Linked DNA regions of Homo sapiens: region 2 is linked to region 1. A link is an interaction called in ENCODE POLR2A ChIA-PET data of the cell type or tissue named here. Cell type or tissue: A673. All regions are shown on one strand. Each heading gives the region's core, and the rest is flanking DNA. Links, peaks and the distances in the headings are about the cores only.

The links. Peaks named below come from ENCODE experiments on the same cell type or tissue, not always from the same donor. Only the 100,000 strongest peaks of a DNase experiment are listed, where the experiment ranks them.
Region 2: POLR2A ChIA-PET joins it to region 1 with 7 read pairs; 1 of 35 experiments calls an interaction of 5 or more read pairs at or near these places.

The regions. Positions count from the first base shown.
Region 1 is chr4:100,109,329-100,124,810 of GRCh38, reverse strand. No RefSeq gene overlaps it. Among named protein-coding and RNA genes, the nearest start is that of DDIT4L-AS1, 73 kb to the left of the region's middle. In A673, for the core only: a CTCF peak has its summit at 6,881 (motif pointing left); DNase peaks (open chromatin) are centred at 6,880 and 8,730.
Region 2 is chr4:100,299,734-100,315,215 of GRCh38, reverse strand. No RefSeq gene overlaps it. Among named protein-coding and RNA genes, the nearest start is that of SNORA101A, 88 kb to the left of the region's middle. In A673, for the core only: no CTCF peak of the experiment used is centred there; a DNase peak (open chromatin) is centred at 8,985.

The DNA.
Region 1 (15,482 bases), core at 4,812-12,811:
ACACAGAATCCAAAAGCTGGGGGAAAATATCAAACGTTAAAACAATTGTGTAACTGGATCCTGGAAAAAGAAGAGAGAACAGAGCAGAAGAAATATTTGCAGATATAATGGCAAAAACTTTTTCAAAGTTAATAAAAGATTTCTAAAATCACATACTGAAGAAGCTCAGAAAACATTAGGATAAACCAAAATAACAACAAACAAAAAAGCAAAAACACTAGACACATCATATTCAATCTTTTTCCTATATATATGCACTTACTATGTACTCACAAAAATTAAAAATAAAAAGTATAAAAATTTTAAAACCTCTGAAAAACAAAAATAAGGAGAAAAATCCTGAGGACAGTTAGTGTAAAAAATCACTGTACATACGGAACAAAGATTAGAATAACAGCAGACATTGGAAATTAAGCAAGGCTGAAGAAAATGAAATGACACCTTAAAAGTACTGAAAGGAATGAAATACTGTCACCATAAAATTCTGTATGCAGTGAAAATATATTTCAAGAGTGAAAATTAATTATAAATTACTGACTGGCACTTGATTTTCCCCATGGACTTTTTACTTATAAACCATCACTTTGACCAAAAATAGCTTATACCATAAATTCAGGCTAAAGAAAGTGTTCTCAGTGGGAAAAATTATGATTCCTTCCTTCTAATCATTGCAGTAGCATGGGGTTCATCCTCTACAAATATTTTTTTGTATGTGTGAAGGTCAGAGGAGAAGACTACAAAAAAATCTTTAAAATAATTATGCAGATAAGCCATGTATGACTGAGACCCTAAAGCAAATTACCACACCTTTTCTATGTAATGGCCTAAAGGATAATGTGCATAGCCAGATATCAACATCTATCACATAATCATCTGAAGGTCGATTTGAGTCCCCTACTAGACTCAGTTATGCAATTCAATCTCTGCCATTCATCTATTTTGAGACAGGACTTAAATTCCCCTAACCCTACCTGATATCCTCTGCTTACCAGGTGTGATGGTTAATTTTATGTGTCAACTTGACTGATCCATGAGGTATCCAGGTATTTGCTCAAACATTATTCTGGGTGTTTCTGTGAATGTGTTTTTTTAGATGACATTAACATTTTCATCAGTAGACCAAGTAAAGCAGATTGTTCTTTCTAATATGGGTAGGACACATTTAAGCAGGTAAGGGCCTGAATAGAACAAAGGACTGACCCTGCCTCCCTCAAGTAAGACAGAATTTTCCTGACTGATGGCCTTCAAAATCAGATGTCAGCTCTTCCTGGTTCTATAGCAGCCCTGGCCTTCAGACTCAAACTGGAATATCAGCTCTGTAGACTTTGGACTTCTCAGCTTTAATAATCATGCGAGCATATTCCTTATAATAAATCTTTAAATATCCATATAGGATAGTCCTGTTTCTCTGGAAAATTCTGACTAATATACCTGGAAACTTGACTGAACCAGTTCCTAAATAAATGTTTGAAGAAGCATTCCTCCAGTTAATATTATTTTTCATCTACACCAAAAACAACACTGTGCTTTTTAATGACATCTTATCATAAACTGTTTTAAAATAAGATAATAAATATAAAAAAGGATCATTCATAACTAAAATCTTTCATTCTAAGTGATTTGGAACTAATTAATGTAACACAAGAAATGACTTATTTATAGTGGGAAAATAGCAAAATATCACCTTTACTAATGAAGAGTTATGCAGTACTTTTGTAAAATTGATGATGGTGCTGCTGCTGCTGATGATGGTGAGATAAAGATTATGATGGTGATTATGTAGTTGGCTAAAAACTTAAATCTCCATGGTATTTTTTTCTTGAGGCATCTTTTATTAGTACCTAAAAAAGTACTGACAAGTTCAGGAATGAAATGAACAAATTCCTTGATGTAACTATGACCCCATTACCAGCTTTATACCAAGTAGTCTTGCATGTAAAATTACTTATTCTGTAAAATGTTGGTCAGTGAACTTAACTCGAACTTTCACTTAAGTGTGAGGATTAGTTAGGAGACTTACTTTGACAAATTTGTGTAATTGGCTAGGTAATTTTTAATGATTAATTATTTTAATATTTCATGGCAACATTCTCAGCCTTAGATTTTCACCAGTGTGGAAGCACAATTTTCCACTGAAAAGAAGAAACAGTATCTGATTCGTGACTATGTTTCATGTTTCTTGTTTCTTTTTTATGTGGAGCTTTTATTCAGTATCAACAAGAATGGGTCAGAATATAAATCTGCATAATTAACTTTTGCTTTGTTTTTAAAGAGAAAATTGCTATGAATGTATGAAGAAGTCGAGAAGTATCTCAGTCATTTTCACAATATTCACAGAAAGCTTAATGAGATTCTAACTATGAAAGCAGGAATAATAGTAAACATAATTATGTCTATTAGTTATACCAATTATCCTTTCCCACCTTCATATGAAAGAATAAAAATGGTCATGTTACTTATTTAAAAGTTGAATTTAGTCACCAAATTTTTATTTAACAACAATATCAAGAAAAAATGATTGTAAGCTTCACAACATGTTGTATGGTTTATATGGATAACTACTCATTTAGTCTGGAGGAAAAAAAGTCTGGAAAAAAGTGAGCCATTCCTACACTGACCACCAGCTTTTGTTTCTTTCCACTAGATTTTATTTTGTATAGCTAGGGCAGTTATTTCTTCATTCCATCTGAAATAATGTAGCCTTAGTCTCTAAAATGTGGGGATTGTATTACTTTAAGAAATTATCTCATTGATCTTAATCTTCCTCCATTTTTTAAGATCGATCTTCGTATGAAGCCACTTTCTCAATTTCATTTTAAGACTGAGATCTTAAAGCAAATCATATTTATCTAGAAGTGCCAAGCAGGAAGAATTAAAGAAAGACATTTTAGAGTCCTGTGTTTATTCAAGAACAACATCACCTGAGGTTTTCTGACAGTTGTGTCTAAATATCCATAAAAGTGCTGGGGAATGGAATAATTATCAGTCACTTGGCTATTATGTCTGCACAATATCAAACAATTATTTTAGTTTGCTTTTTAATTTATCATTCACTTCTTTACTTTTGCTAAAAGTTGAATCCACAGCTAAGATTCAAACTTTTCTGGGCAAATTGCAAAATATAATAGTTGAGGAAATAGCCAGGACTCTATACCCATGTGTGACTAAGGCACTTCTTAAAGGTTGTAGACTTAGCTTAAAAGTAAAGAGTATCAGTTAACTTGGCTCAATGACGAAACCTAAGTCATGACAGGAGACCTAAAAATTTAAGTATGGCCAAGAGTCTGTCACCTAGAATATAAGATCTATGAGAAAGGGAAGTTTTGCTCCCTGTGGCATTCTCAGCTTGTAGAAGAATGCCTGGCACAATAGTAGGTGCTCAGTAAATATGAATATTGTTAGTTGGGTGTGGTGGTGCATACCTGTAGTCCTAGCTACTTGGAAGCCAGAGGCAGGAGTATCACTTGAGCCCAAGAGTTTGGGGTTACAGTGAGCTATAATTGTGCCATTTCATTCCAATCTGGAAAACAGAGCAAGACCCTGTCTCTAACACACACACACATGAATATTGAATGAATGAATATATGTCCTTAGTCCAGCTTCTCATGGAATTATATTTGAATCAGGGTACCTTGACTGTGGGAATCTGTAAATGCGGGGACAAAGAAGGGAAGGATTGTGAGGGGAAACATAGAATTATTTTTTCATTTTAAGAAAAAACACCATAATTGCAGCAAAAGGCAGGAGTGCACTGGTGCCCTTCTGTAATAGATGCTAGGGTGCATCACCTAGATTTCCCCATTCAGGACAGAGGTACTCATTCCCCCAACTGCTGATAATGTTGTCTGCTGATGGCTCCTACAGATGAATTGGAGAGTTTCAGCTGCCAATTCTTTCAGTCAAAGGGAGCTGTCTCATCCAAAATTCTGTTTCCTGCCAGAGAAGCCCACATCCAATGACTGATCAAGACCAGTGTACAAAGCCTGCTTCCCTTGCTTGAATACAGAACATATCTGAATGGCATCCCAGCTTCAGAGATGCCCATAAGATTGGCTGAGGTCTCTGTGGCAATTGCATTGCAGTTCAACTTCTACCTCTTCTCAGTCCTGCTTCCTTCACACCAGTACAAGTGTGGTTGCTGAGAGCACTGCCTGTTAAACCTTTGCATGTAATTCCATATTGGAGTCTGTCTCCAAGGAACTCAGCCTAAGACAACCTCTAATAGGGTAAAAAATAAAAAGGAAGAGGCATTGATGTCCCTTTACAGAACACATGCTGCTGATGGCAAAAATCAAAATTCAAAAAGAAGAGATCATGCTGGAATAGGATGAAACAAATAAAATAAAATAAATTTTAATAGTGGTGTGTATTAGCTCATTCTTACATTGCTATAAAGAACTACCAGAGACTGGGTAATTTATAAAGAAAAGAGGTTCAATCAACTCATGGTTCTGCAGGCTGTACAGGCTTCTGCTTCTGGGAGGCCTCAGGAAACTTACAATCATGGTGGAAGACAAATGGGAATTGGGCACATATTCATATGACCAGCAGGAGAGCAAGAGAGGGAGAACTAAGAGGGGAAGTGCTGTGCACTTTTAAACAACCAGATCTTGTGAGAACTCACTCATTATCACGAGAACAGCAAGGGGGAAGTCCGTCCCTATGATCCAATCACCTCCCATCAGGCCCCACCTCCAACACTAGGGATTACAACTCAACATGAGATTTGGGTAAGGACACAGAGCCAAACCATATATGGGTAAGAATAACATTCCAAGATAATACTTTTCAATTAACCTCAGAAAAGAGGGATACAGGAGATTTACTGAATGCACCATGAAAAAGACTTAGGATTTTTATTGAGTGAAAGTTTAGATTGAGCCTATGGTGAGATGTGGCTATAAGAAACTCCAATGGAAAGTTAGTTTCCATTAATAGAAGTACAGAACCCAGGACAAGAATAGTCCCTTAGTGTTCTTAAATGGCCACCCTGGATCAGAAGTATTTTGTTCAGTCCAACGTTTTGTGGTTTTTTTTTTTTTCATCAACATGTCAAATTTTATTGATTTCTTCTCAATAGCGTTTTTCTTTTATTATTATTATTATTATTATTATTATTATTATTATACTTTGAGTTTTAGGGCACATGTGCACAACGTGCAGGTTTGTTGCATAGGTATACATGTGCCATGTTGGTGTGCTGCACCCATTAACTCGTCATTTAGCATTAGGTGTATCTCCTAATGCTATCCCTCCCCTCTCCCCCCACCCCACAACAGTCCCCGGTGTGTGTTGTTCCCTTTCCTGTGTCCATGTGTTCTCATTGATCAATTTCCACCTATGAGTGAGAACATGCGGTGTTTGGTTTTTTTGTCCTTGCGATAGTTTGCTGAGAATGAGGCCCATTGACTAATGCCTCCAGAAGCCAGGAGAAATAAAGTGTCTATAAAACAGATCATATAAAGAATAGGTGAAGAGACTAGTGATATTTAATTACATAAATCAAATTTAAAATGGCCTGGGACAGGGCAAAAATGAAGTGAAGTGCACAGAGATGCAACCTGGCTGTCTTTAAATATTTGAAGAGCTGTCATTTAAAAGAAGCATATAATTTATTCTATATCACAATTAATTGTAGGAAATATGCTAATACTTTTTATCAGAAAACAGAACGAGATGCAGTGAATAAAAATGCACATCGGCAGATTTGATCTCAATATTATCAGGAAACTTTTAATGATTCGAATTGCTCAAATGAATAAGATTGACAGGTCGATTTTTCTTTCCATTAAGCCACCATTGAGCCCCGTCTTACAACTCCAGCATTCAAATACTTTCTAAGCCGGTATCGTGTTCTCAGCCCTGCAATTGGTCTGTTGTGTGTAGGGACAGGAGAAATGAGGATGTGAGCATGCAGTCAGCTCCTCTGCCTGTGTCCTTTACTCTGGGCACCTTTGCTGAAAGTTACTATTTTTCTTGGGTCTTGGGAAGTGACAAAGTGCCACTTGATTTCTGTTCAGTGTTCCGTCTTCCTGTTTAAAAACTATATATTTTTTTTTTAATTTTTTTTCTGAATTCTAAATATTTTTTAACATTCATCTAGGGTCTCCTTAAAATCCAAAACCTTTAGAAAACATAGGAAGAATTCAAGTACTGTAGTCCTCCCTTTTCCGCAGTTTCACTTTCCATGCCTTTAGTTACCTGCTGTCAATTGCAGTCTAAAAATATTAAATGGAAAGTTCCAGAAATAAGCAATTTGTCATGTTATTTTTTTCTTTTATTTATTATTTCACTTAAGGCCAGCTCTAAATTTCATTGGTTTTAAATTGTGTGTCATTCTGAGTAGCATGGTGAAATCTCATGCCCTCCTGTTCCAGTGGGGAATATGAATCATTTCTTTGTCCAGCAAATCCATGCTGTAGACACTACCCACTCGTTAGTAGCTGGCTGGGCCATTAAACTGACTGTCACAGTATGGAAATGATTGTGTTCCAGTAGCCCTTATTTTACTTAATAATGGCTCCACAGCTCAAGATTAGTGATGCTGGCAATTTAGATATGCCGAAGAGAAGCTGTAAAGTGCTTCCTTTAAGTGAAGAGGTGAAAGAAGTTATTGACTTAAGGAAAGAAATTATACGCTGAGGTTACTAAGATCTTTGGCAACAACAAATCTCCTATCTTTGAAATTGTGACTAAGGAAAGAAATTGATGCTAGTTTTGTTGTTGCACCTCAAACTGCAAAAGTTATGGCTTGATACGTGCTTAGCTATAATGAAAAAGGCATTAAATTTGTAGGTGAAAGACAGGAACAGAAATGGATTCCAACTGACAGCAATAGGGCTCAGTCCTAGCCATGGTGTCGGGCATCCCCTGGTGGTCCTGGAACATATCCCCATAGATAAGAAGAAACAACTGCAATTCCATATGGTTCTACTTAAATTTATTGCTTCCTATAACACCAGACATTTATGAAATCTGCACTAATAAAACACACCTAATTTGCTCCACAACACATTAAGCAAAGGGATTCTCTACGAGTTACTATTAACAGTTACCATTCTCTTTTACATTCCTTCTGGGAACCTGCTATCTATCCCCATGCCATATATACAGCTGTGGAGTCTCATACTTTTCTGTATGTACAAAAACAAACAAACCAAAACAAACAAACAACAAAAACTCTTGGTTATAGACCTTTGTACTTTTTGAAGTATGTATAGAGTAAATCATGTTTTCTAGGCAAAATTGTATCACAAGAGGGGTCAGACATACAATGAAAGGAGATAACAAAATGTTCATTATCACTGGGCCTCTTTTTCCCTTGAAAATTGTAGTATTAAAACATTCTATGGCTGGGTATGTTGGCTGATGCCTGTAATCCTAGCACTTTGGGAGGCTGAAGTGGCAGGATTACTTCAGCCCAGGAGTTAGAGACCAGCCTGGGCAACATAGTGAGACCCCCGTCTCTAAAAGAAATAACAAACATTCTATCATTCAAAAGTAGCCTCTCAAAAACAGCCTTTAAAACTGCTCAGGGTGTTTAAAGCGGGCTTTGGGTCCCAGTACATGAATCAGAACTCCCTTCCCTTGGTTCCTCCAGGGCACTAGCCCTCACCCTCATGCCATGCCAGCAGATGGCAAGTACACATGCATGGGGGGAGGGAGTGGGTGAATGCACTCGAGTTGCATCTACAAGGCAAAGTGAATGAGAGAACTGGACACCCCATCCATTTGGTCTCTGTAAAGAGCAAAACCAGATTATTTGCTTAATTTTGTATATGTGCAGAGGTGCAGAGTATCTTTGTAAAAACAGATTTATGCGAGAAATAAAATCTGCGAAATGGCCCAGGATATTCCAGTCATCATATCCAATTGAAGACATATGAAGAAGGAAAGAGACAGAGAGACAGAGAAAATGGGCAGCCCTACTTTATAAACCGGTAAGTTTTCAAAATCTTTTCAGAAATCAGAATGTTTCTCGTAAAAATAACCTTATAAAATATATGTTGGTTTCTAGGCAAATCTGCAAAAGGCTTTTTAAACTCACTTTGAACTTGGATGTAGTACTAAAAAAGAAGAAAAAACACTAGCATGTTTTAAACATTTAATATTTTCCAGTTATCTCATTTAATCTGAACCACAATAAATAAATTATACCTAATAAATTAGATGTAATTTATCATCATCATCTCTAGTATGTAGTTGGGAAAACTGAAGTTCAAGCTCAAGCTGTTAATTGTTGGTGAAATGACACATGACAGCCCTTCTGACTTCAAAAACTCATCATTTTAACCACTACACAGTACTCCCTCCAACTTCCCCGCTGTAGTCATGTTTCTGAGATAATGTATCCTGAGCTCCAACTGGAGATATCAATACCCCATCACCTTGGCAGCCCTAAAGCTGAGTGTGGATCCTGCCTGTGCCCAGCTAGCCCCCTCTTGAGCAATTAGAGGAGATATTTCCCTATTCTGAGCCAATTCGTTGTAGGGAAAATGCCAAAACATTGTCAGGAAAGTTAGCAGGAAAAAGACAAACAGGAAAGAGGGATCTCAGGCCCTTGAGAGGGAGTTCTCCATTGTAGGGAAAATGCTAAAACATTGTCAGAAAAGTTAGCAGGAAAAAGGCAAACAACAGAGAGGGCATCTCAGGCCCCTGAGAGGGCATTCCCAGTCTGAGATGCTGCCAAGAGATAAGCCCCTGTTGCAGCAAGAAGTTGTCCCAAGTGCTCATTCAAAAGGAAATATAAAATGGGTGGGTGAAGTTAATTCAGGAACTGCTTGTGTGTTAAATACAATTTAAGCCTGCTGAATGGTTCCCATTAGACTTGCCCCTGACTTCATGAAGACTACACTCCGTGTTGTAGTTAGTAAAAGAGTTTGGAGACTTGGGTGTTACACCGAGCTCTGACACTAACTAGAAGTATGGCTGTCTTAGTCCTAGAGCTGCTATAACAAAATACCATAGACCAAGTGGTTTATAAACAACAAAAATTTATTTCTCACAGTTCTGGAAGCTGGAAGATCAAGATCAAAGCATCAGAAGATTCAGTGCCTGGTAAAAGCCTGCTTCCTCACAGACAACCCTCTTCTGGCTTCTCACAACATGGAAACGGGTAGCTAGAGTTCTGGGGTCTCTTTTACAAGGATTCTAACCTCATGACCTAATTACCACCCAACACCCCTCCTTCAAATACCATCCCTTTATGGGTTACAATTTCAACATACGAATTTGAAGGGGACACAAACATTTAGACCACAGCATGCAATGTTAGTCAAATCTCTTCCCTGAATCTCCATTTGTTTAATATTTAAATTTGAGGAAGTTTCACAAAAGCACAAACACAAACACAAGACTGTGATCTCTAAGACCTATGCTAAAAGACTTTGAATTCTAATCATCTTCCTAAATAGCACTGCTATGGCCCAGAAAACATAAATTACAAGCACAGGAAGAACTAGAAAAATTAGGAGGGAAGAAGGAGGAGAAAGGTCTTTTTTCTCAGTTATTAAAGAAAACATTACCCAGTGACGCTTGTTAAAGCACAGTAAGGCAGACTTTATTCAGGACCATCGCAATAAGCATAGGGACCCGGCTACAGGATTTTGTAGTGAAGGAGAGAGATTGGGCTCAACTCCAAATACAGCATGGGCAAGTGGAAATTTATAGTCAAGAAGGTCAAGAAGCAGGGTTGGGGTCAGCGGATGGAAAATTACTAAGAGGAAGCATTAGGAGTAAGGAGGATTCTTACTAAACTGACCTTACAAGATTCTTGCTGAAGAGAAGCCTGGGTGATCAAACATCAACTGGAATTGGCAGAAGAGAGGCACCCAATCAGATGTCAAGAGTGATCACAGCTGGGCATGGTGGCTCATGCCTGCAATCCCAGCACTTTGGGAAACTGAGGTGGGAGGATCGCTTGAGCCCAGGGGTTTGACACCAGCCTGGGGAACATAGCGAGACCCCCTTATTTCTACAAAAAAAAAAGAAGAAGAAGAAGAAGAATTAACTTATAATTAAAAATAAAAATATTATCCTGGTGTGATCACACCACTGCACTCTGACCTGGATGACAGAGTGAGACCCTGGTTTAAAAACAAAACAAAACAAAACAAAAAACAGGGTGATCAGATATTGAGGGTGGAAAGTTCATGCTAAATTCTGATTTTACAAAAGCACACAGATGGGTCTAGAAGCCTGACTAAAGTTTAGTTGAGCAAAGAATCTTTGTCACAGTCAGGCTGGTATCAATCCTACAGTAATCTGGGGGTTATTTTTCGGCTCGCTAAGTTTAGGGGTGAAAAAGTTGTGATACTTTTCCTCATCTATCATAAGGGTCTTGGCTGACACATTCATAACAATAGACAGGTTAACAAGAGAGCAGCATAACAAATTTATTTAATCAAAGTTTTATGTGATGTGGGAGCTTTCAGAAATGAAGATCCAAAGATACATTGAAAACTTTTTTTTTTTTTTTTTTTTGCTTAAGTTCAATGACGAATGGATAGCTGTATAAAAGTATGGTTGGACAAAAAGATATAGTCTAATGATTATAGATTGGGGGTGGGGGGACACCCAGCAAAGCCTGTCCAGATACTTCTTGGCCCCTCTGTGTAGCATTTCTTTCTACCAGGTATGGGGTCTTATGACCAACTGGAATGAGGATCTTATGTCCCTCTGGAATAAGGGTCTATGACCAACTATTAGACAAAGTAGGTCAGAAAATTTCTTTGTGGCCAGCTCCTAGACAGAAAGTCAGGGGAAGGTTACAGTAATATTTCTAAGTGTTATGGTTTGCTTTTGGGGGAGAGAGATTCTAGTTTCTATAACCCACATTAGGGAAGAGGAACTCTGGTGTCTGTGACTCGCTTTGTGGGAGAAGAATGGGCAGGAGACAGGAGGGCAGGAGGTCAGAGAGAACTTGCTTCTGAGGCCTTCCAATCTTCTTGAGTTCAAAGTACTCAGCATGTCAAAGCAGCATACTTTAGGGTGCCGTTTTCTGAGTCCCAACATAAGTAATCCATCACAATTATCTTACTACTGTAAGGCTCCTATTCAGATAGAAGCATTCTTATCTTAAGAAAAGACCTGAATTTGAATACCTGTAGGTAAAATATTTAGGGCAAACATTTAGAGGAAATTATATTTAATATTTTAAATCAATTAGGATTCTTTTCTAACCACCAGTAATGGAGATTTCACCTGCTGCTAATGTTCCTTTTGGTTTTGGAAGCAGCTTACTGTGAATGCAAAGGGTTTGAGGGAAAATGGTCTGTTAAGAGCAATTCACAGAGAAAAAGAACAACCAGGAAGGTTCATGAATATGAATAAGACAAGTCAGGGGTATCTGAAAAATACAAATGAGGCACCTCCCGTTAAACTTTGGAAAACAGAAGGCAGCAAAAAAGGATTCTTCTGCAGCCTAAGTAGCCAATCCTTAATTTAAAAAGCAGAGCAAAATAGAAAGCAGTTGACAAATGGAAAAATACAGAGCACAGTGAATTAGTATGCCCACTTGTGGGAGCTACTGAAGTTCCACATGATTGAGAAATGAGACAGACTTAATGACATTTGGTTTAATTTGTTAATGCTTTACCACCAGGGTATCTTTCATATGGGCATATTTTCTAAATAAAATATGGGTAGGAATCAAGAGACAGTAAACAGTTGAATGTTCCTTTTTCTTCCAATTCAGTTAAAGGATAATGCTATCTCTAAAAATATTATTTTCTCAGTTCAAAATCTTTATTTTATGAAATAAATATTGTGTTCTGAATGCTCGGGTATGGGTGGTTTTTATGCACTCATTTATTCAACAAATGTTTGTTGAGTGTCCCCTATAAAGTAGGTATCAGGTGTATAATAGCTCCTGTCTTAGTCCATTGAGGTTGCTAGAACAAAATACTGTAAACTCAGTAGCTTTTAAACAACAGAAATGTATTCTTTACAGTTGTGGAGACTGGGCAGTCCAAGAGGAAATTGCCACCAGATTTGGTGTTTGGTGAGGGCCTACTCATAGATGGCACCTTCTTGCTGTTTTCTCACCTGGTAGAGAGTTAGGGGTTCTCTCTAGAGTCCCTTTTATTGTAGCAGGACCAGCTGCAAACAAAACTCCTCAGACACCGAGTTAAAGAAGGAAGGGGTTTATTCGGCTGGGGGCATTGGCAAGACTCCTGTTTCAAGGGCCGAGCTCCCTGAGCGAGCAATTCCTGGCCCTTTTAAGGGCTCATAACTCTAAGGGGGTATGCGTGAGAGGGTGGTGATCGATTGAGCAAGCAGTGGGTACGTGACTGGGGGCTGCATGCACCAGTAATTAGATCGGAACAAAACAGGATAGGGATTTTCACAGTGCTTTTCTATACAATGGCTGTAATCTATAGATAACATAACCGATTAAGTCAGGGATCGATCTTTAATTACCAGGCCCAGGGTGTGGCGTCAGGCTTTCTACTTGTGGATTTCATTTCTGCCTTTTAATTTTTACTTTTTCTTCTTTGGAGGCAGAAATTGGGCATAAGACAATATGAGGGGTGGTCTCCTTCCTTATTACAAGGGCACTAATGTCATTCATGAGGGCTCCATCCTCATAACCTAATCACCTCCCAGTGCCCTACCTCCTAATACTATTACCTTGGAAGTCAGGATTTCAGCAATTGAATTTTGGGAGGACATAAACATTCAGTCCATTGCAGCTCCCATCAAAACACATACTACGGAGGCTGAGGTGGGAGAACCCAGGAGGCAGAGGTTGCAGTGAGCCGAGATCGCACCATTGCACTCCTGCCCGGGCCACAAGAGTGAAACTCCCATCTCAGAAAACAAAAACAAAAACAAATACATACTATGTACTGATTACATACATTAGATGACTTAATTCTCACATTGTTACAAGTGAAGCATAATACTTTTTATATTTGAGAAAAGTGAGGCTCAAAGAGACTTATTAACTTTCTCAAGTTCTCATGCTTTGATTTAATGGAGCCAAATTTAAAACTCAAATTTGAGTCCAAAGTCCATAATTTTTTCATGATGCCAAAGTGCTTCACAAATGACAGCAAAGATAGATCTTTGATTGTGCTAGGACTCAGACCTTGTGAAAGGAGCTTATGGTCTTAGGGTAGGCAGCTGGAATATAATTTTAATAGAACTTAGCTTGATGGCTTTGAAACCACAGGCATTGATGTCTTTAGGCCTCAGTTTTCTTATCTATAAAATCGGGACACTAATTAGCCTACTGCCTTGTGATAAATATAGATTAAATGAAATATTAGGTAAAATTCTTATTTCAGAACTAAATAGTAGCAAGCATTCAGTAAATGTCAGCTATTATTCTGATCTGTGATAGATGGGGACTCCCACAGTATTTTATGCAAGAATGCCCTTCCCAACCTGTTATGTGTACATGTTTGGAGGAGGAAATATTTTTAATTCTTTTTTTTTTTTTTTTGAAATGAATTCTAGCTCTGTCACCCAGGCTGGAGTGCAGTGGTGCAATCTTGGCTCACTGCAACGTCCACTTCCCAGGTTCAAGCAATTCTCCTGCCTCAGCCTCAGCCTCCTGAGTAGCTGAGATTATAGGTGTGTGCCACCATGCCCAGCTAATTTTTGTATTTTTAGTACAGACGGAGTTTCACCATATTGGCCAGGCTGGTCTCAAACGTCTGACCTCCAGTGATCTGCTTGCCTTGGCCCCCCAAAGTGCTGGGATTACAGGTGTGAGTCACCGTGCCTGGCCTTAATTCTTTGTATAACTTCCCTCCTGAAATTTCTGTGTTTTCTTATGGCTTGATATTCTGGGTATGATTTTAACAGGCTATAAACTCAGATAGAAGAATTGATATCTTTTTTACTTCAAATTTAAAATTTTCAATAAATAGATTTATTTTCCTCATAAGCCTCAATTTTCCCCTGATGGCAGAAAACTTGATTCACTCATTTCTAGGTAATACTCAGACATATTCATTGATGTCTTGGTTTAATCAGGATCTTGGCAAATCTTAGTCTTTCAGGGTTTCTTCCTTCCTCCAGTCCTCCTCTGTGGTCCAAGGATGCCAAGGTCTTGGCCCTTGATTCTTGAAAAGTCTTTCCTGTCAAAGTGATTGCCTTTGCCATGCATTTGTGGGAACGTCTACTTGATAAATTCAAGTGTTAAGCCTTGAATCTTTTTCTTACTTTCTATTTCTGAGGTTAAAACCCCTACCCATGGATATGAACATAGAAGGCCCTCCCTGCTACCAAAATAGGGGGAAAGAAGAACAGGAAGTCTGGAGCAAAAATAAAACCTCAGTTACTATGTCAAAATATTATCTTACTATATAAGAACAGAAACCTTCTCAAATTAATTCGAGTTTAGAAAAAAAAAAAAAAGGAGAATACAGGGATTTCATGGATTTCAATCTCAAGAAGCAAGGCAAGCTGGCCTTCTTAGAATACGAACACCAGGAAACTCAAAGTCCTAGCTCTCTCTTCCCATCCCAGGACTTTATCATTTCTCTCATCTGCTTTTTTCTATGAGTTGGCTTCATTCTTCAGTCTCTCGATCTGCTTTCTTTGTTTAATTATCTTACATATGGCTCCAAAACAATGGCTCCAACAACTGTTCATGTGACTTTCCTGCTCAAGTCCTGTAGCTGGCTTCAGTTGTCTCTGGGTTTCTTAATACAAAACTATCACCAGAGAGAATCTGGCTGGTTGGGCTCATCTGTTACAGCCAGCCCTGACAGGCTGCTGAGCAGTCCGTGGCTTAATGGCCTTTGGGTCAGTTATCTATTTCTAGGCCAATCAGCTATTGCTGTAGCAGATGTCCTAAAACACATTGTTAATATTTTTTTTGATTATAGAAGAAAGGGTGTTAAAGACATTGCATGCTAAAAGTAAAAAGGAAAGTGAATTATTTGATCAAAAAACTGCTCTCATCCAAGACTTCAGAGGAAACTACCTTTGACTGCCCCAGTAGCCATTCTAGAAGTTTCCAAGAAATTTAATGGCAGCACGAAACTATTTATCCATATCATTTCCATCTGCCAGTGTTTTCTAGTGTTGGAATTTCTATTTACGGTAGGGTGGTATGTATGTAAACCTGTTTAATATTTTGTTACACAGCCCCTCTTAGAGATAAGGAGATGAATTTCCTTTACTTTTAGGTAATATTTTCTGTGCAAATATATTAGCTGGGTGTCCTGGAGGAGCTGTGAGACCTGTGAGTTGTCCTGATATATCACTGGAGGATAAGAGGGGAGACATCAAAGGTAGATATGCAGAGGGCAAGAGTATCTCAGTCTACTATAAAGTTTTATTTCATGTTGACTCAGCCTGAAAGAAAGGGCTCTCAAAGACTTTTCATGGTTGTATTTTGGACTTTTAGAAAAGTATATTTAACAGAGGTTTCTGTTATTCAGGAAGTAACTTAAAAGAAAGAATAACTGATTTATGTGAAGTGAAAAGAAAATAAGGTTTCTAGAAAAAGTTATCTCTAAATTTTT
Region 2 (15,482 bases), core at 4,517-12,516, 190 kb before region 1:
TAAAACATGGAAGATAACCTGTATTTGATCTTAGCCAAAAGGTCAAGAAGCAATGGAATATATCCTGTCTGCTATTCAAAAAGCTATGTCAGGCCAAGTGCAGTGGCTCATGCCTGTAATCTCAGAACTTTGGGAGGCCGAGGCGGGTGGATCACCTGAGGTCAGGAGTTCAAGACCAACCCTGACCAACATGTTGAAACCCTGTCTTTACCAAAAATACAAAAGTAGCCAGGCGTGGTTGCGCATGCCCGTAATCCCAGCTACTTGAGAGGCTGAGGCAGGAGAATCACTTGAATCTGGGAGGCAGAGGTTGCAGCGAGCTGAGATCCCACCATTGCACCCCAGCCTGGGCAACAGGAGTGAAACTCCATGAAGAAAAAAAAAAACTGCTATGGCAATGGAGCTGAATTAGTATCCTTTAGTTCAAAACAGGAGCTAAACAAGATCTGGTGAAATTAAAGGTGTGATATCTTAGCTGGAAGAGAAAAAAAAATGACAAAAGAAACTAGTTCAAAGTAACTCAATTCCTTGAAAAAGGAGTTATTCAATAACTATGTCTCTAAAAGCAAACTAATTCCTAATCTTACAGTCATCATAGTAGATTTTCTGAAATACTGGAAATCTCCAATGCCCTTACTAAATAAATGGAAAAGTCAGATTGTTTTCTTCTGCAAAATAGCAACTTATTTCATAAAAGCATGATTTAAATATAAGCAAGTTGTTTATTTCAGTGCCAATAAGTGCCTTGAAGTCCTTCCTTTTTAATAAACAATGCCTGCTCAAATAGCTCCATTTTTTAAATCTCCAAACTGGGAAACAAGTTGTAGATTGTTTCATTCAAGCCTCTAATACCCTTTGCTAAATCCTAAAAGAAGTTTTATCTCTGAGCCCTTGGACCTCTTACAGCATGGGGGAGCATTAGCAACAACTAAGCTGCACCAAGGCTCGCCAGACAAGAGCTTCGGAGTCAGCCTCCCAGGGAGCAGGGTGATTTCCTCCAATTCTTCCCAGCACACACATCTCTGCCATCTAAATTCTGCTTCCCTTGTTTCCTTTTACCTTTGCCCAACAAACATGGTAGCTTGGTCTCAAAGGAACAACATTTCATTTATTTTCTAATCTTTATTTCCCAGTGTTGATAACTTTTTCTGTGTTGTTATTAAGGTAGCGATGCCAGTTCTAGCTCTTTGGTTGTTTCTTGTTTGTTATTTCACATGGGAATTGGATTTATTGATCCAGTGACTACCAGCAAAGCCAGAAAAAAAGTAAAAGTTCTATTGATTTTCTATTTTCTTCTAATATAACTAGAGATGTTTTTCTTCTTTTAAGAATTTAAAATTCAAAAGTCATCTCATCTGAAGTCTGAAATCATTTTTATATACTTATATAAATATATATTACAAATACACTTACAAATACACTTCATATTATTCATAAGTATACTTTTACATTTTAGTTTTTATAATAGCTGTTTATTTCCATTGGTCAAATGAGATGCACATTATATCCTATCTGAGATGCACAGACCTTCATGCACACAGGTATACACACACGTGTATGTGAACACATATACTACACGCCTATCTTGGTTTTGAGTCTTTATCTTGCTCTTGGGAAATTCTAACAAGACTTTCCCATAAATCTAACTCCAGTAAGTTATGCTAACAAAAGACAGTGTGTTAATGCAAATATGCATCTACAAAGTGTTATGAACTCACTTATGAGGCATTCTCAATCATAAACAACCATATTCTCTTTCAGCATTTGTTGCTAAAATGTACAATAGTAGCACACACAACACACACACACAAAAAAAAACCCTAAAGGAATGAGAACATTTGGCTCATGTAAAGAGTAAACAGATTTTTCAAATATATTATTTCTCAAAGAAATAACCTAGAATGTGAGAAATGAATGGAAAGAAGCAAACTTATTAATGTGTTTTCTTTTTCAAAATCCTGAAAACCAGCCATATGTTCTACATTATGAATATGCAGATGGTCTCAAAGCAGTTATTTTTTTTCTCTAATTAAAACCATCAGAGTAAAATAATGCAGTAGTTTAGGAAGCTGATTCAGCTGGGTCTCTTTTTCCTCTTCTCCAAAAGTGTGCCAAAGCCTCTCCATGTTTACATAATTTGGGAATTCTTGCTGTTAAATGAAAAAGACAGACAAGCAAAGCAGTAGGAAGGGTCCTTGATTCTTGTGTTCTTTGTGGCAAATTGTGCACTTTATGAAGCAAATACATTTCACAGATGGATTTCTCTTAGATACTTTTGTAAAGAACCCACCTTTCACATTTCTTAAGCAATAACCTCTCTGAGTTCAGCACCCTGAATGTTGAAATTGAGTGTATCAAGTTAACCTGTCAGCCTGCCTGCATGTACCCTTAATGTCAGCTGTGAACTAAGCATGTCAACGGGGCTTAGCTAAATTGCTCAAGGTAGAGGTTTGACATTCTAGTGTAATGTGCCATCCACTCCTCTTTGAGGAAAATTGGGATCAACCATGGATGACAAGTATAGGAACTATTACTATACTTGTTCTTCATCTGAAAACGACTCTAAAAAAATTCTGTTTCAGGCTTTTTATCTTTCACATATACAGTTTTCGTTCCTCTGGTCCTTTAGCAACCACAGACTATTTGATTTTTTAAGGCATTATTAGAAAGACAGCCCTAAAGGTAAATAAATTAGCCATATGAAGGTTATATTAACTTTAAATTCATATTATTACCTTGTTTGACATCATTATTCTGATAAAACCCTTTTCCCTTAGCACATATATGTGTTGGGAAATTGTAATACTCAGTCTTCATAAAAGGCGTAGTTAAAAAAAAAAAAGCAACTGTAAGGGAAAGAATGTTGATGAAGACACCACTCTTATAAATTACTCTCTAAGAACCTTATTTTGTTTAACCTACCAAACTTGATAGCTGAACTCATCATTGCTACAGCTTTGACTACCAAAACAAAATGGTAGCCAAGGAATAGCCCAATGAAATGGGGCAAAATGAAAATTACATATCCATTCATCTGGAGAATGGCATTCTTTATAGGAACTTTAAATCCTTCAATGCAAAAGTTTTTTTATTTAAAATAAAATAATCTTACTTTAGCTGAGTACAATGAAAAGAACTAAAGGAAAGGGAAAAAGGGTGGAAAAGGAGTTGAGAAGACTATACTAGATGTAAACTTGATGTTCAACAAATGTTATCTAAATGTTGGCATAAACACAATTCCAAATTTGGAGGGAACATAACGGGAAAAGTCTGAATTTTTTTCTGCCAGGAAGCACTCAGAGGGAAAGTAAACATTCTGCGTAATAAAGTATTCCCTCCCCTTTTCAGACTTCACTAGTCTGAACCAGAATTATTTGTTACATAAATCATCATAAAGTTATCAGAGCAAATTGGAGCTCCAACGATTGTAAGGTCTATTTGAAAAGATGTGTTAGTTGTCTTTTGAGCGCTCTATTGACCATCAGAGGATTTGCTTCGATAGGTGGTGGAGCTGCTACAGATACAGTTGGGAGGACAGAGACCCAAGGTATTTTACAACTCTTAGTCTCTTACTTAACTGCTTGTGGGGATTATTAAGCTCTTGCTTCCAACACACCTTTCTATATCTTGTGTTTCTGAGGCTGGGGCCCTACAGCCCACAGTTCTGCTTTGACAGCTGGTTCCATTAGACTTTACCAATAGGCAATAGGGGAAAGGTGAAGGCTGGAGGAGGAAGAAAGCATCTGCTCCTACTTCTCTGCTTCCTGGATTTCATTTGTTTCCTGTTCCTCTTTGCCTTTGGCTCACCTAGCAATACTTCTTCAGCCCAGCAACAGCAGTTCCCTCCAGTGGCAGAAGTCTGAAGTTCTAGCATTCACAGAACCAGCCTCATGGTGTCACTTCACAGATTCTAGAACAAGTACGTCATGCCCCTCCCAAGGCTCCAACACCAGCCGACCAGTACCCATTCTCAGATGTCTGTGCCCCAGCTGCACAAGGCCCCCTCCTCTAACCTCGGAGACACCAACACCAGGCGGCATCTACACTTGGGAGGCCCTTTCTCCAAGACTCCCTGTCTAATTATCTCAATTTTTCCCCTTTATTCTCCCACCCTTAAGGTGCTAGCTGCCTCCTACAGGTGTCACCAACCACATCATTTGCAGAACCCAGTGAAAAACAAAAATGTGTGCTCCTTGTTCAAAAATTATTAAAAATTTTAAGATGGCAACAGCAGAGCATTAGACGAAGCATACAGCCCATCTCAACAAGGAACCTGTGCAAATGCAGGGGCCGCAAACCCATGAAACCGGCCCTGCTGACCCAGACTACCTCCAAGACATGGCAATGTACCTTTTTGCCATTTTCAGTTCTTTAATTTAAAATTAACAATTCATAATATTGAAAAAAGGTATGGTTTCTATCTCAAGACTGGACCCTAGTCAAGACACTCTTCCATACCTCATAGTAAAGGAGTAAAAAAGAGAACTCAGAACCCAAGTTCTCACCCTTTTATCAGTGTTCACAGGATCAGTGCTCAGAAGTCTATAATTTAAGTCATTCCTAACTCATTTCATCCCACAGTTGTGTCTGTTTCCTAGCAATATATCCACCAATGTTCTGAACACGGTAGTACATGGTGCTGAATTAATACAGCTGCAAGTAACCTATCTCTATATGGTGTTCACTCCCCTGGTAATTAATTTAAACAGAAAAAAATTAATAGATGAAAACTACTTAGAATTTTTAAAATTCCTCAAAGTCCTAAGCAATTTTGAAATCAGATCTTGCAGTAGTAAGCATAATCCTCAATGATTATTTCCCATTCTATTGCATCATTTATCTTAACCTCATTTAGGGGAGAAAAAGAAAGAAAACAGAGAAGGAAATGTCTTTAGACAACAGAGACAAATCGAAGGGCTATCAGCTGTGAACCTGAGCTCCCTTAAGGAGAGAGTGCTTTAGACAAGCATTCTCAGCTGAAGACTCTGCAGAATGGAGCATCCTCAAGTCTCAGTTATTAAAAATAAAATTTTACTCAGTAATGGGAGAGAAAAGCATCTAACACTTATGCTGCAGCTATCGTATGATTGAGTACAGCTACTCTACACAACTCCAGCCTTTTGTCAATAGCCTAAGTATTTGGTACTACCCTACAATTACCACTTACTGAATACTTACTATGTGTCAGGTCCTGGAGTAGACATTTAAACACAGATTTTCTTATTAACCTCCTATCAACTCCAAAATGATATTGTCATGCACACATTCATAACCAAAGAACTAAAGTTTAGATAGATTCAGAAATACACAGATGGCCATGCTTAATAGTAACTCTAGACAGCACGACATAAGATTTGTCTTGATTTCTTCTAGAAACAAAACCAAATTCTCCTAGATGTTTTTACAACATTCCCAGAGCCATTGTTATTAAACTAATCTTTGGGGCAATTGTTTCCCTTAGAGATGAATTAACTTAGTAGATCACTAAGGGATCCTTTCCTCAAGGTGGTATCATGCCTAGATAAGTAGAGACCACCTAGGGCAATAACTGTATTAGGTCAGCCTCTAACCCTCTAATACCATTTTGGGTCACATACACAGAAGGTAGCACTAGAGACACCAAGAACTAACTTAATAATTTAGAGTCAGGTGGACCTCTGAATGCATCGCAATCAGAAAAAAAAATCTAGAAAAACTTCGTTCATTATGCAAATATTTTCATATATCTGGCTGTCTGATATTATGGAGACAGACTGTCTGAACACTTTTATGAGTTCTTTAGCTTTTATTTAGGTATTTGGCATTAGCCTGTACTTTTCCATACAACTACTTGGCCAAGCTCCTTAGCCATCCCACAACTTTTATGGGTCAAAAATAATTATATACATATATAAATCCCATTTCCTGTTACCCTTTTCTTGCCTACTAGAGTTCATATGAATGAAGGATTTATAATTTTTTTGCTGTAAATAATGATGTTAAACATAAAGGTAAACATATGGTTTGGGATTTGCATCTGAATAAGCATGGAAAACATAACTGTAAAGTGCTGGTGGGTGCTGAATTATCTGGCTACAGGAGTGGGTAGTCCATTCAGGAAGGCTTGGGCAGCTTTACCTCTGCAGATTCCTAAATCTGCAAATCTATTTAAAACCCAAAGCAGAAAAACTACGTGTCCAATCAAGCACAGTGAGCACAACTTGGAGTCTTTCTCTACTAAACACATATGCTTTAGAAATGTAAAGAGGGTAAAGAAAAAACCTGCAGAGTTTCAAAACTCAGGAAAAATGCCCACAAAGGCTAGTTTTATTATGCAGACTGATGGCAGGCAAGGGGATCATTAAAAGCAACTCAGTGCATGCAAGCAGCCTTGTTTCCCAAAGACCTGTAAATAATAATAATCTGAAGGAATTCAATATTAGGCAGACACTTCTCCCCACCATTCACCGATTGATTGAATATATTTGCACTTCTTTAACATCAGCAAACTCCTCAGTCTAAAATGGCTTTTCAAAATATGCAGCTCTGTTCAGACCTTAATAATATACCAAAGTTGCCTATGGTAAAAGCCCATGCTATATTATCTGAATTTTTTTAATGCAGTGACTATACTTCTAATTATCCCTCCACATATTCTACTCTCAGTTATGAGCAGGACCATTTACTCTTTAACAGCAACCTTGCTACAAGAGCACTTACATTGACATTAGCATCTACCCTACAGAAATATGTCTCAGAGCTGTACATGCCTATGTTTACTCATGTTCATCTTAACCACATAACTAATGCTCTAGAATGTACCAAAAGGCATGTGTAGGGGAGGGAGTAAAAGAGGGAAAATGAAAAAAAGCGTTCTAGAATAGCCCCTAAAACTAATAAAGCATTTCTCTTATCCTAGGTTCTGGTCTAAGCACTTTAAGTATGACTTCATTTAGTATTTACAGCACCTCTAGGAAGTAAGTACTATTATTATCATCCCAATTTTACAGTTAGGAAACAGAAACAGAGGGATAAAGTAACTTGCCCTAATTTACACAAATGAGTAGTGGAACTGTGATTCAAACCCAGGCATGCTCTTAATTATAATGTCATGTGTTGTCTTGTTAAAAATAAGAATCTTTTAAAAGATTATCCCAGGAGGATAACAACACAGATGGCTGAAGTCTATAATCAAGAAGGAACCAAAATAAAAAATGTTTAAACCTGCTCCTCACTATCTTATATCATAGAGATGATAGATGGTTAGATACATATATAATGCATCCATTTATATACAAAAAGTAAGTTAACTGGAAGTACCTTCATAATTTTGTGGAAAACTGAGTCAGAAAACAGTATATTTGAGGAATTAATTCTTTAAAATAGAAAATAAATTTTTTTAATCATGATATTATGTATCAATTGTAATGAAATACCCCAAAAAGAGCAAAGCATGGGGAAGAATTTTATAGGAAACTGCAAAATCAGGCTGAATAACTCTTAAGTCCTACATACTCAAAATCTCAGATTTTTATATGAAAAAATAAAAATTACTTTTTAAAGCATCTACCACCCATCTCTGCTACCCATCTGTACCTTCATTGGCATACGTCATAAAAACTTGGCTGTAGGACTATTTCTATATATCATGTGCAGTTACATTCAGCTAACAGTTTGGGGACTGCAGGTATGAGAATTTTATCTAGTGCTATGAATCTGACATGTTTCTGCTCTCTTTTAGGAGTTCACAACTGAGAAGGAAGAAGAAAGACACCAAATAACACCAAACCAGATGTGCTCTGAGAAGTGCTAGTCTACAGAAACAGCAGAAGAGGGGTGAAAGCCAAGTGGGGCATCTGAAAAACCTTGTGGGACAGTTGAGATATGAGATTTAGGATGTTGTGGCTAGAAATATGGGAACAGGGCATACAGAGGAGAAGCAGATGAGTGATGCCAGCCAAACTATGTGCGGTCTAGGGAGAAGGAAGAGGTCAGCTGGACCCTGAGAAGCTGGAGCATGGATTGTGGCATTGTCAATTGGGTCAAAGAGATAACCTAGGAATAGAGTGGAGAAACTCATGTCCTTATCTAATGAAGCTGTATTTTTCCCAAATACCAGAAAAGAATGAAACATAAAAGCATGTGATTCCTTCTAATCATCTAACTCTTTCCTGAAAGCGAGGAATAGCTAAACAAAAGCAATAACAATAACAAGAACAATATAGTCCTTCCTTCACGGATTCCACACACATTTTCAGTGGAAAAACTGATTCCTAGTAAGTGATGCAATGGACCAAGAGTCAGTAGAACCAAGGTCTAGCTGTGGTAACTTAAATTGTTCACAACATAACTTTGGGTCAATCTGGGTAACAGTTTCCTTAGCAATAATGCCAGTCAGCTGGATTTGCAGAAAGAGCCTGCTGAATCCCACCATTTCTATGGCGTTGTCTCAGAGAAGGTAAGAAAAAGCACAGCCCTCCCTCCACCCGCTCAGTATATTTGGGCTTCTGCATGCACTTTCACTTGAAGAAAATGTGCTAAACTTTACAAACCATTTGAGAAACACCTGACTACATCATCTCTAACATTCCTTTAGCTGTTACATGCTATAAATCCATGCTATTTCTTTTGTTCATATAACTTAAAAGTGCATTTCTCATTAACACCCAAATATGCACCATATATATATTCATGTGCCATTGTGAATGCATTTGATAAGGCCTAACATGGGATCCAGTTTTGTTTCTTCATCTAACAGGCTTTTGGATATGTTTTCTCATATTTGCTAATGGACATATAGGTAGGCAAACGAACACTCTAAATGCAGAGCATGATTTGTGGTATAAAATAATAGAAACCAAGTAAAATTTTCCATGGCAAATGAGTTTTTGACTTAGTCATTGTCCCAGCAGTTCTTGGTGTCCTGAAAAATGCAGGAGATTAACCAGACTGCTGGATGCCAAATTTGCCAAATCTCCTGTCTTGCTCCATTAATCCCTCAGTGACTCAGAGAATGTAGTTCTTAGCAAGTTGCCTAGTCAGTAAAATGGCCAGCATACAATGATATGTAAGCATTAACTAACAAGGATGAATGATTCTTCTTGACTTCCTGAGCAAGTGACTTGGGCAAGGCCTAAGGGAGAGTTAACACTAAGGCCAGCCTTAGGCCTGACATGAATGGTTGGGTTCCCAAATTCCAGAGGATAGATTGGTTCCAGTCAAATAAGAGAGGTAAAGATCTATTTTGTGCAAGAGTAAGCCATATTCAAAATTGAAAATCTAAAGATGAATTTTGGAATTTCCCCCGCTACATGACCCTTAACTCCCCACAGCTCTGCTTCCCAGCACCCAGTGCCTTGTGCCTTTGGCCGGCTCTCAGATCCCGTAGCAGCTGAGACTGCCCATCTAGGCCTTTTCTTTTCTTTATTTAATTTGTAGAAGTGCTCACTGCTCCACACCTTTGCCTATCTCCCTTTTTCCAGCACAAAGGCCACCGGAGCTACATCCCACTGCTTAGGACTGCTCTCTGTTAGCTTTTAGACAGGAAATGTGACCTGCACATCTGTGTTCATGTTTCAAGCTGTTAGTGAAACTTGTAACCTATCCAGGAAAGAATTAACCTGGCATCATGTGAGAGGTTCTACCAACTAGTTCTGACCATCCTGAAGACAAGAATCTTAACTGCACTAATTGCCAGGAGGGCTCTAATAAAATCTGGAAGTTCTCTTTATTTTTAACTTAGTGAGTAAGAAAATGAAAAATGGATGAGCCTTAAAGGATTGAACCTAAACTAGAATTAGATACATATTTATTTTATTATACAACTGACTTAGGCGACAATCCAGTCAGCAGATCATAAAGGATGCACAGTGGGGGTTGTGATGTATATTTCCAGTTCCTCATCAGCAAGACTCAGTGAAAACCCTTTGTCAAGTGTGACTGAGAGAATGATTTCCATATTGTCACATCCTGCTAATCTTCCACACATCACCTACTCTTGTCCCACACCAGACTGCCATGGGAATGGGTACATTCTTATATCCCTATTGTTAAACATAGTCTTTGTATTTGCTCAAGGTTCAGATTTTAATAGAAATATTTTAAGCAGTATTATTGCTAAGAGGCCGTGTTTACCTCCAATATGCAGCCCTTGTTGTTCCCTACTTCTTTCAGGAATGGTGTGTGTTTGTGGCTCACACCCATCTGCAATCTCCCAACTGCACTTAGCTTGCTTCCTGTGTGTGCTGCCGGATTAACATTACTGCTGTACTGAGATACTGGTGAAAATTATAGTCCATTTGTTTTCATAAGAGTAGGAATTTTCAGTGTCAAGGCATATTTTTTTAAATGAATTCTCCTCTGGAGCAGAAATGTTGAAACCATAAAGATTCTATTGTGATGTCATTAAATCTCATTAGGCTTCTGTGTAACACGGATAATTCCTAATAGCATATACAGTTGCTTCCTTAATATGCCACTTGGATGTTTTAAAGGCACTCGAAATAATATTTCACACAAAAAAGCTTGAATTCCATCTCATTTTTCAATATTGGTTCCTCCCAATCCTTCTCCACCTCATCAAAATCGCACATTCAGCCAGTAACTAAAGTCAAAAATGTACAAGACATCCCAGTTTTCTCATTTCTCATTTTCCCTGTCTAATCCATCAGTAAAAGTTGTAGGCTCAACCTCCAAAATATTCCTCCCTTACTCCCTCCTCCACATAGCCACAGCCACCATCACCTCTGACCAGGGCTATGTATGCTATGGCCTCCTGATCACTCTCCTACCCTCATGTCTGCACCAGCTACAGATCATTCTTATCAACAGAGTGACATTTATAAAATATAAATCAGATCACTTCACTACCCTGAATAAAACTCTTCCTACTGAACTTAGAATAAATTCCAACTCTTACCCATTACCTGTTAAAACATACGTAGTCTTGCTTCTTCCTCCTTCCCAAGCTCCAAGGGCAAGCAACAAGGTCTTCTCCATTCTCTTGCCATAACACGTTTGACAGGTGGCACCTTCTCATTCTATGGGTGTCAGTTCAAATGTCACCTCCTTCCAGGCCATTCATAGCCACCCTCTTCCCTTGACCTAGTCAGACTTGAAGGGTAGGGTAGCCTAGCTATTCCCTTTATGGCCTTTACTTTGTCTGATTGACAATATTTATTTTTTGGTATACAGCCTAGCATCCACTTCTAGGATGCAAGCTCCATGAAGACAGAACCTTGTCTGCTTTGTGCATTGCTCTATCTCCCACCACATGGCAATACCAGGCACAGAGCAGGCCCTCAATGAATATATGATGGCATTGAATGATTATTTGTTTGGAATACTGGCTGTGTCACTTACTTAACTGGGTTACCTTTGTAACATTACTTAATTTCCATTTGCCTCAGTTTTCTCATCTATAAAATTAGGACAAAGCAGAATCGATCTCATTAGGTTGTTGTGAAGATTAAAATAACATATGTTGGCTGGGCATAGTGGCTCATGACCATAATCCCAACATTTTGGGAGGCCAAGGTGGGAGGAACTTTTGAGGACAGGAATTCAAGACCAGCCTGAGGAACAAAGCAAGACCCTATCTCTACAAAAAATACAAAATATTAGCTGGGCATGGTGTCAAGTGCCTATAGTCCCAGCCACTTGGGAGGTTGAGGTGGGAGGATCCCTTGAGCGCAGGAATTTTAGGCTGCAGGGAGCTATGATTGTACCACCACACTCCAGCCTGGGCAACAGAGGGAGAACCTGTTTCCAATAAATAAATACAGAAAATAAAATAAAATATGTAAAGCACTCAAAAGAGCACTAATTAAGTATTATTATTGTTATTGAAAAACTAAATGAGCCACCTCATGTGAGCTTTATTATCAAGTAATCACTATCAAGAAACAAATGAATTTTAAAAAGGGCCCTCTGAAGATGACACTTTAACCAACAGAGAAATTCCAAAAAAGAAAAAAGGGCATATCTGATTTTACGGTAAATGGTGGGTGAGTTTTGTGGGTCCCATCAAATTCTTCTCCAGGACTTGCTCCTCTTTCTAAGCATAAGGCTGAAGCTAACTCTATAAGGAAGAGCACACAGTACAGTATTTGCCTGCAACTGTGGTCATTTAACCACTCAGTCTCCTTTCATCTATGAAATAGTAAGATGATATATACCGTATTATAATTACAGTATATTAAAAAATAGCTATATAAGAATATCTAAGTCAGAGAGTTAGATGAGATGTATACAACTTACATAAAAATACATTGCCTATATGAAGACTAGCAGGAAGTTGAGGTTGGCAGTGTTGTCTCTTTATTCCCACTCAATTACTTGGGTCCCTTCTAGGCTAGGTGCTAGGAAAGTATCACATGCTGACTGTGGATGCTTGCAACACTGAGAATAAAACAGAACCCTGATCTCAAGGAGTCCAGAGCATGGAGGGAAGGCGGCCCTGTAATCCAAGTGAACACTGCCATGATGGCAACCAGGGGACAAGCAAGAGTTCCCGAGGTTGCTCGACCCGGACCATTACTAACTCCATCTGCAGTGGGTGGGGGGTTTGTTGGGGAGGGCTTCCCGATCTCAGCTGCTGTGACCCAGAGACTGGTCTTGTGGTCAGGAACATATCCAGGAGAGCAGGAGAGCTCTGAAACTGATCTAGAGTTTTGGCTCTGTTTGAGGTACACCTAAGCTGGCCCCGAGACATTCAAACCTCAATGAAACTCAAACCGAATGTGCTATTTTCCAACTTGTAAGCTGACCCTAGGGCCGCCTGTACTTCTCGGAAGTTCTCTAAATTGAAGATCTAGAGCCAGGATAAACCACTAGGTTTTCTTGGAATGCCCATTACTGCTGCAATCACCTCTTATCTGCCTGCCTGCTTCAAAGTATAAAGAAATTTTATACTTTTTGAGGCCCAGTGTAAACCTCCTCTCCTTCAAATTGCTTTCCAGTCCCCTGTGCATATTAATCTCCCCCAACCAACCACAACCTGCCCCTGATGTATTCTTTTAAAGTCACAAAATCCATCATATTTTTATTGCATAATTATTTATCTTGGCACATGTTTCTTACATTTGATAACACAAACCACTAATAGAAAAAAATAGGAATGTGTTCTTTTTTGGGGGAAGAGGGGAATTTTCTGCTTTGTTTTCAGTGTTTTGCATAGACACTTGAGCCACAGTCACAGACTCATACTCTGAAACAAAGGCCCTAAAAAATGAAATGAATACAGTATTTGAAATGGAACAGGTCTGGTGCTTAGGAGAAAGGGAAAAAGGGGGCAGAACACAAGAACATCTTTATATTGTAATTTAAGTAATGTAGGGAAGGATTTCCAACCAACTCTGGCACTATAATCTGCCTAAAGTTCTTTCCACTGGGCGCTAACCTGACTGGAGACTCATTTGGTTTAATCATGACTCTTTTTGAAAAAGTAAGTATCATCTAGTGAGGTATCAGTCACTCATAGAAGGTGTAAGATTATGTTTAAAGACAAGCAGATGCTAAGGAAAACATATGTTAAATAGTGAATCAATAAACATTTGCCTTTTATTAGCTGAATAACCTTAGAAACAATCTCCCCCAACTCTTAGACCCTCAGAATATTTGCTCCAAAACAGGGATAACGAAGCTTTTTTTCAGAGAACTGGGGTAAGGATATGGATAAGGTTTATGTGAAAGTGCATGAAGCAGTAGGAACTCATGTGGTAAGTTCCTACTGTTCACATTGTGGGAACTCCCTGCAACATGAATAGCTAGTTTATCATTCATTAATTCATTAGCTAATACCTATTTATCCCATACCTACTATATGCCAAGTGCTATGGCTACAGTAGTAAACAAGAAAGAATAGTCCCTATTTTCATGATGGGAAAGATGCATATTTAGCAAATTGTAGCAAAATTAAATAATTGCTACTGTGACATGTGAAGAAAGAACAATAGAGCACCAAAAGAGTGAATAACAGGGAGAGCCTTCCCTAATCTTTTGCGTGGTTGGTTAGAAAGGACTTCAGGAATGGGAATCCATACACGAGGCAAGAAGAAATTGTGGAACATGATGCTTCCTGGGTAATGCTTGTGCGGCCAAAGAACTGCTTAAGATAATAGAGTTTAAGGGCGGTAGGGAGGGCAGAGGTAGCGACTGGGATGGGCATGAGAACAGATAAGGAAAGTCTCTAAATTACGAGTGAAAGATGAGATATGGCTGCTGGGCATTGTCCCAGCACAGTCCTAAGACTAAAACAAGCAGCTATTAAGGTGCCATCATATCTGAAATGTTAATAAATAAGATTTTTTTCCTTACAAGCTCCTCAGTTGTCCCTCCTCTGCTTCCTACCTCCCTCACTTTCATCCCAATCCCTGGGAAGCCTATACTCCTAGGCATAGGAGAAGAATATAACCGAGCAGAAAGCAAAACACAGCAAAAATTTTCCTAGATAATGTTTCCGAAGACAAAGTCTTTAGGTGCAGAAAGCACTCCTGACATAAGCAAGTGTTTGAGACCAAGGGATGTAAGAAATGTTGAGCTTCTCAAATCAAGGAGATTGGGGAAGGTAGAGTTCCCCGCAATGCCTTTGTCTCAACTGAAATGTACAAAATATCCCCCTGGCTTGGGGAAGGGAAAGAGAAAAGACAGTTGGCGACAAAACAATGAGAGTGAGTCTAGAGGGGGCAATTGTTCTGCCCCTAAAATGTGGCCAAGCCCAAGAAAGGTATGAAATCTCCAAAAAATAAAGAACCACTCCTTCCTTATAGAACCTCAAGGTGTTGGCAAAACCCTTGGGGATGTACTGGCTGAATGGCTGGTTGAGACACACATGGTGAGTCTCACATGCCCTGTGAAATGATCTGATAGTTCTTGTACTCACAGACTCTTCATGCAAGTAGTCAACGGAGCCAGAGCCAACAGGGCTAGACATAGGCACAAGGTGCATCAGGACAGCAAGCCGTAGAGGCAAATGACCAAGTCCCAACAGGATAATAGAGACCTTGAAACTTCCTATTTCAGAGAATTGGGTAGAGGCTATTTAGGAATCATTAGGACATTGAAGACACTGAATTGACTGAGATGAAATAACACTTCTTTCACAAAATGGAGGTTTAGAGATAAAAAATAGTTGTTACATAAAAACTAAAAGTTATATGTTTGCGTGCCTTAGTTTGTGAACTGAAATTCACACCTACTACACCTAGATGTTCTTAGATGCCAGTTTTGCTTTTCCATCACCTGAGCTCTTCCCAGACTCCTTTATTTCAAGTTAAATTTCTGCACTTCGGTTAAGTCCCAGGATTACTGCAAAGATGCTTTCTAAAGGGAAAACAAATCATTACAGATTTTGCTATTATTATTGTGAACCTATGTGTCCTGCTGTGAAGTGGCCTCCATTTAATAGGCTGCAAAAAAAAAAGATGAAAAGCACAGCAATTATTATCCTCCTCAGATGCAGGAACTGAGCTCAGGCCCCAGCAACTGGAAATATGTATATATCC